Regions from separate parts of the Homo sapiens genome. Here region 1 is linked to region 2. A link is a loop called in an ENCODE intact Hi-C map of the cell type or tissue named here. Cell type or tissue: B cell. All regions are shown on one strand. Links, peaks and the distances in the headings refer to the core of each region. The heading gives the core; the rest is flanking DNA. Region 1 overlaps UBE2A (ubiquitin conjugating enzyme E2 A). Region 2 overlaps SEPTIN6 (septin 6).

What was found. Peaks named below come from ENCODE experiments on the same cell type or tissue, not always from the same donor. Only the 100,000 strongest peaks of a DNase experiment are listed, where the experiment ranks them.
Region 1: a loop joins it to region 2, with 1.8 times the contacts of the local background. A loop is called at or near these places in 1 of 110 quality-filtered maps.

The regions. Positions count from the first base shown.
Region 1 is chrX:119,578,386-119,581,308 of GRCh38, reverse strand. The region is part of intron 3 of UBE2A (ubiquitin conjugating enzyme E2 A); the gene reads right to left. Among named protein-coding and RNA genes, the nearest start is that of UBE2A, 5.3 kb to the right of the region's middle. In B cell, for the core only: no CTCF peak of the experiment used is centred there; a DNase peak (open chromatin) is centred at 1,678; H3K27ac peaks cover 2,017 bases.
Region 2 is chrX:119,635,359-119,638,281 of GRCh38, reverse strand. It overlaps SEPTIN6 (septin 6), which reads left to right. Exons shown (of 11, transcript NM_145799.4): 7 at 1,087-1,255. Among named protein-coding and RNA genes, the nearest start is that of MIR766, 10 kb to the left of the region's middle. In B cell, for the core only: no CTCF peak of the experiment used is centred there; a DNase peak (open chromatin) is centred at 1,661; H3K4me3 peaks cover 158 bases; H3K27ac peaks cover 1,882 bases.

The DNA.
Region 1 (2,923 bases), core at 276-2,775, 57 kb after region 2:
TTTCCCCCAAACTTGGAGACAGCCATCATAAACACAAAATTACTGCTTACAAGATTTTAGCCACTGTACATTTTGAAAACATCCTTAAGAAACTGGGCCCAAAATTTGGCCTTCTTCCTTTAGAAGACCAAAAGACCTCAAAGGCCTATGTTAGTCAGCTGCCATCTTAAACGCTCCAGTGATTTTTAGACAGACTAGAAAGAATGAAAGCACAATGGTTCAAAAACCAATGCCAGAATACAAATCCATAATCAAGTTATTTTTAAAATAGAAGGGAATAAGTATAAAAGTGTTCATACTGGTTCCTTTTCATGTCATAGTGACCCTATAATGAAAACTTAATTGAATTTAAGCCAGGAAAAACTTCATAGTCCCTCTCAGAAACCCTTAAGTATGGCTCATAAGGTACTTCACTATAAAATCAACTCAATTATTCACACATATGGAGGGAATTAATGGCAGAAATAATTTTAAAATCACATTTGGTTTAGATTGCATTCATGTTTCCAGCAAATTTATTTTTCTAATGTTTATGCTACTATTGAAATGAAATTATTTTTCTTAAATATATGTCAACCTAAGGTAGCAGGAGGCCCTAAAGCATAGTAGGTTATAAACTTACTTACAAGGCATGGACAAACTGGATCTCATTCAAGAATTGTTAAGATGTGATATGAAGAGATTATGTCCTTTAAAATATTATTTTCAATTGTTTGTTGAATAAATTGAAGAACACAATTGAGCAATGTTTTTTCCTGACTGAAATCTGTTCAAGTAAACTTAGAAGAATCAGTTACTATATGGTATAAGGTGATGCATGTTCCACTATATTACTCTGGTCCATTTAACAAATTATTCTAAAACAACAGACCATACTTCAGTGTATTTCTTACTGGTTCCTTCAGAGTTAGCAATTTATTTCCTTTTTGTTCTCATTAAAAGGTTTATCACTGCTTAAGAAAGAGAGAAGACTATAATCATTCTAGGACTAGATCTGTGACAAAACAGTATCAAAAAGTTTGTTTTTAGCAAGCTCATTGGAAACAATTTGCTAACAAAGCTGCCCTTACTATGAACAAGTGTCTCAAAGCTTCAAAATAATATAAAATGCAACATACAGAGACATTATATTCCTCAAATTATTGTTACTCCCTATTTTCTTTTCAAAGCCAGACCTGAAGATACTATGTATTATAACTAAGAAAGTAAAATCTTATGGAATGGACAAACATATGCCCATTAGAAGTATGGAAGTATGTCCATCAGAACATACTTCACCTTTATCACCACCTGGTCATAAATCTTCCTCTTTCTGAGGAAGAAAGCACAGTTCTTCCTTTTCAGTATTTATTGACACTATAATATGCAAGAAAAAGTGGGAATGTGTTAGAGTTCAAAACTTTGAGTTTCCTTATGTATTATGATCTCAAGTGTAAACACATTTGGATCAATGTTGCAATCTGACTAAATTATGGGTAAGAGACACTGCTCTAAAACTGGGCAGATGTAATAGCACATGGAGATCCCAGCTACTTCAAAACCATCACTAAATATGGTATCTAAAGGTAGTAAAGCAAGACATAGGGAAGCCATAAGCAAAAACAGTAAAACACACTGCTAAGAGCATGAGCTCTGCAGTCAGACAGGTCTGGGCCCAAGTCCTTGCTTTGGTACTTACTAGCTGTGAGACTTTGGGGAAGGTGTTCTCCTTGACTAAACCTTAAGTTCCTCATTTGTAAAATGAGATTAATCATAGTACCCACCATATAGCATTGTTGTGAGGTTTAAATGAGAGGAATATGCATAGTTCCACAAAGTTAAGTGCTCCAAAACCATGAGCAACTATTTTTGCTATAATAATTCTAAAGTTTCACATCTCTAGACTCAGCTGAAGGAGGCAAAACCCAAAAATCAGAACTATCAGTAAGAAATATACAATTAAGGCATTCAGATATTAAACAGTACTTTTAGGTCTACATCAAACACTCACAGTTCAAAGCAAGTTGAGTACCTATATTGGTGGCTCACAAGTTCCTTGACTTGAGCTTTCTGCATACACTTGCCCAGAAGTTCAACTAAGTGATTACCTAGCTACCAAAGAAGTTAATCGCAAGTCTTTTAAAACAGTTCACTTAATATCTTGAGAAGTGAAGCAACCTATTTATGTCTACTTGAATATAAATTAAGACAACCCAAATCTTATTCAAGGTACACATTAAAAAGAGGGTAAAAACTTCACACTTTTAGTCACACTAATCAGAACCTGTTTAGTATAACCTTCAATGTAATTTCTAAGCTCTAAAACAAATGTTAAGGGAATTTAAAATCCCAGAATTAGTATTATGCAGTCTTGAGACTACAGCTTACCCTCTGAATATTTAGAAGGCTAGGCTTTAAAATAACTGAAAATTTAAGCCTCACCATTGTTGTACATAATGTATACTAATTTTGTTCATCTTCCCGAGGAGGCTAAGACATCGTAAGGAAAGTATCAATTAATCCATCTATACAGGGAGACCACCAAAATTACATAAACGTGTTAAGTGACTGGTGTATGGCAATAAGGAGTGATATGGTTGAACTAGAGGGGGTATATGTTCTGCCTAAAGACACTCACAAAGTCAAGTTTTGGAAAATACTGTGTTGGCCAAAGAAAACACACCTGCAGGTGTTTTCTGCCATTTGGCCACCAGTTTGTGACCCCTGAGAAGAAAGCAAAATACATATAACTTCAAAATTATTTTTGATGACTGAAAATCGATTTTTCAAGTAATATCCAAAACTCTTCATCATAGGATTTATTTATATTTAAAACACTCTTAGTGGACTTTAGAGATTCATTTTGAAAAAGATTTTATGACTCAGAAACATTTCCAAAAATTAAAAAAAAATAAAAACGATTTATACCCCAATTCTAAAGAAC
Region 2 (2,923 bases), core at 269-2,768:
TGTTCACACAGGCCAGAAAGTGGGGTCCCCTTGCTCCTAGTCACCACTGCTACTGTCAGGCCATTATCTACCTTCTAAAGAAACCACCTCCTTGGAAGCTTCTACCATCCAGGTGGGCCATGCCTGCGGTCCACACCCCTCCTTGTCACTGTCATCTATCAATATCCTAGTTCTTTCCCCTTATTCTTTGGAGACTTTGTCACCTCCCCTACATTGCCTGGGTTTGAACCCTAATTCTGCAACTTACTAGCTACATAACCTTGCCTAGCCTCATTGACACTTTGCAAACACCATTCCCTTCTCTGGCTGATAAATTGCTATTCTTCCTTCCAGAGTCATCTTAGAGATTTTCTCTTCGGTGAAGTCTTCACTTTCCCAGGAGTTCTTAGGTTCCCCTCTTCTGAGCTTTATTGCAACTTGGCTATCCCTCTATTTTTGTAGTTGTGCACTGAATTGTATTTGTCTATTTGTATCTATTCTTCCTCTAAACTATAAGCTCCTGAGAGCAAGATTCCATCACTTCGTTTCTGAATTCCCAGTGCCTCACACAATACTGGGAACAGAGATTCCACAAATATTGATTGGATGGATGGATGGATGGATGGATGGATGGATGGATGGATGGATAGATAGATGGATGGATGAGTGGATGGATGGATGGATAGATGGATGGATGGATGGATGGATGAGTGGATGGATGGATGGATGGATGGATGGATGGATAGATGGATGGATGGATGAGTGGATGGATGGATGGATGGATGGACAGATGCATATATGCTGTTGTCCTACAAGTGGTGCAGACCAAACATTCTTTTGAGGGTTCTGACTGCTGAATTTAGATTGTGGTGCTACTGACTGTCTTAATAAGTATTTTTATGATATCACAGTTTTTCATTACTGGCATTTTTGTAACCTTTCATTTACATTTTCAGTAGAAAAGAGAGGAGGTAAATTTGCAGGATCTAAATACACAGATTGCAAGGCAACGTCACTGTTAGACATTTTGCCTCTCGTTTCATCCATTTCTGCTTCTGCTGGCCTTCCTTTCAACATACTTTCAATACCCCAAATCCTGCTATGCAGTTGAAAACGAGGCCCACTGCGACTTTGTGAAGCTGCGGGAGATGCTGATTCGGGTCAACATGGAGGATCTGCGGGAGCAGACCCACACCCGGCACTATGAGCTGTATCGCCGCTGTAAGCTGGAGGAGATGGGCTTCAAGGACACCGACCCTGACAGCAAACCCTTCAGGTACCGCTCCTGCCAGCCCAGCCCAGCCCAGCCCAGCTCAGCTCAGCCCACTCAGGTGGTGTGGAAGCCTTCCCCTGGAGAATTCACAGGGGAGGCGAGACACGGGTGCTAAGACCTCAAGGAGCAGGGGCGACTCACTTGCCAGTTCTGCTTGCCTGTTCACCCTTTGCCTCTGCACACCTGCCAGGAGAGCTGTGGGGAGCAGGCTTGGGAAGTACCGCCGCCTTGCTTTTAAGGGCAAGGGAAGGGAGGATGCCCAGAGGACCAGCAAGGCTGATCACCACACACACATGCACGCATCCATGACAGCTCCAAGCAGCTGCGCTGGGGGGAATCCCCAAGCTGGGGCCCTGTTCCACGAGGTGGCAGTTGGTAACTGTCCTCTGCCCCTCTTTCTTCATCAGGCTCCTGGCGCTCAGACAGGTTTCTAGTCTGTTCTTTACCCATTTCCCCATTCTCAAACCCAGATAGGACCAGGTAGCATGCCCTTGCCATGCATCGATGAACTGCAGGCTCTCCAATTGCTGTCCTTAGTGTCTGCATTCAAGTGCAAGTTCTGTTTTGACCGCAGGATGTTGATCATCACTGCCATATTTCTTAAATCAGAATGCTTTTAGAGAAGGGGAATGTTTTTGAAAGCAGGTTATTATGCAGAGAGGAGTAATGCGCCAAGTAGAAGTGTCTGATCTATATGCGTGATGTGTGAAATAAGCCCCACAGTTGAAATTACCACGTGGTGCCCTTTATGGTGGTCAGGCATTAATAAGCAAGTGAGGGAGATGTCTACCAGTTAAAAAGGCTTTCAAAGAGCCTCTGAGATCTTACTCTACCTGTGCACAGCCTAAAGCTGGCCTGGAGTCAGAGCCTAACCAGTCCCTTGGGGATATTTGCTTCAGGAGGGACAGGCTCATGCCCTATATACTGACAGGTGGGGCTGGGGGAAGCCATGCTTGTCTTTTTCTGGTGGGAGCTCCCTGGCTGTCTTCCCCACCTGCAGCTTTCATCTGCATTTGTAGAGGAGTAGGTGTGCCTCCACCTGGTCATTTTGTCTCCTTCCCTCCTCCTTCACTCCATCCTGAATACCTCTGTTTCCTGTGTCTTCGCCTTCTTCACTCCTTCTCTGCCAGCTCCTTCCCATGCTGCATGTAAGCATTCTTGTGCTGAAGAAACTCTCCCTTAACCCTGCTCTTTCTTACCAGCCTCTGTCCTGTCAAGAAGTCCTTGACAGGATGAGGAGAAAGAGTTGTTCTATGTTTACTGGTTCCTCTTCCCCATCTCTCATTCATTCCTCAATCCACTGCAGTCTGGCTTCTGTCCCCAGCATAACCACTCAAATGCCTCTCTCCAAGGCCAGGAATCGCAGACTTGTGGCCAAGTTCAATGTGGCCTTTGGTTTCCATCTTATTTGATATCAACGCAGCACTTTATGCCATTCCCCACTGCCTCCTTGAAATGCTCTCTGCCTTTGGCTTTTCTAGCACTGGCCTGGCTGATTCTATTCCTATCTCTCCTACTATTTCTTCTCAGCCTCCTTTGCAGGCTCGTTTTCTTCACCTTACTCCTTTAAATGTTGATATACCCCCCGGGATTCTTTCCTAGAGCCTCTGCTCCTTTCACTTTCTGTTCTCTTTGCAGCTGGTTCTTTCTACTCTCACAGCCCTAATTACC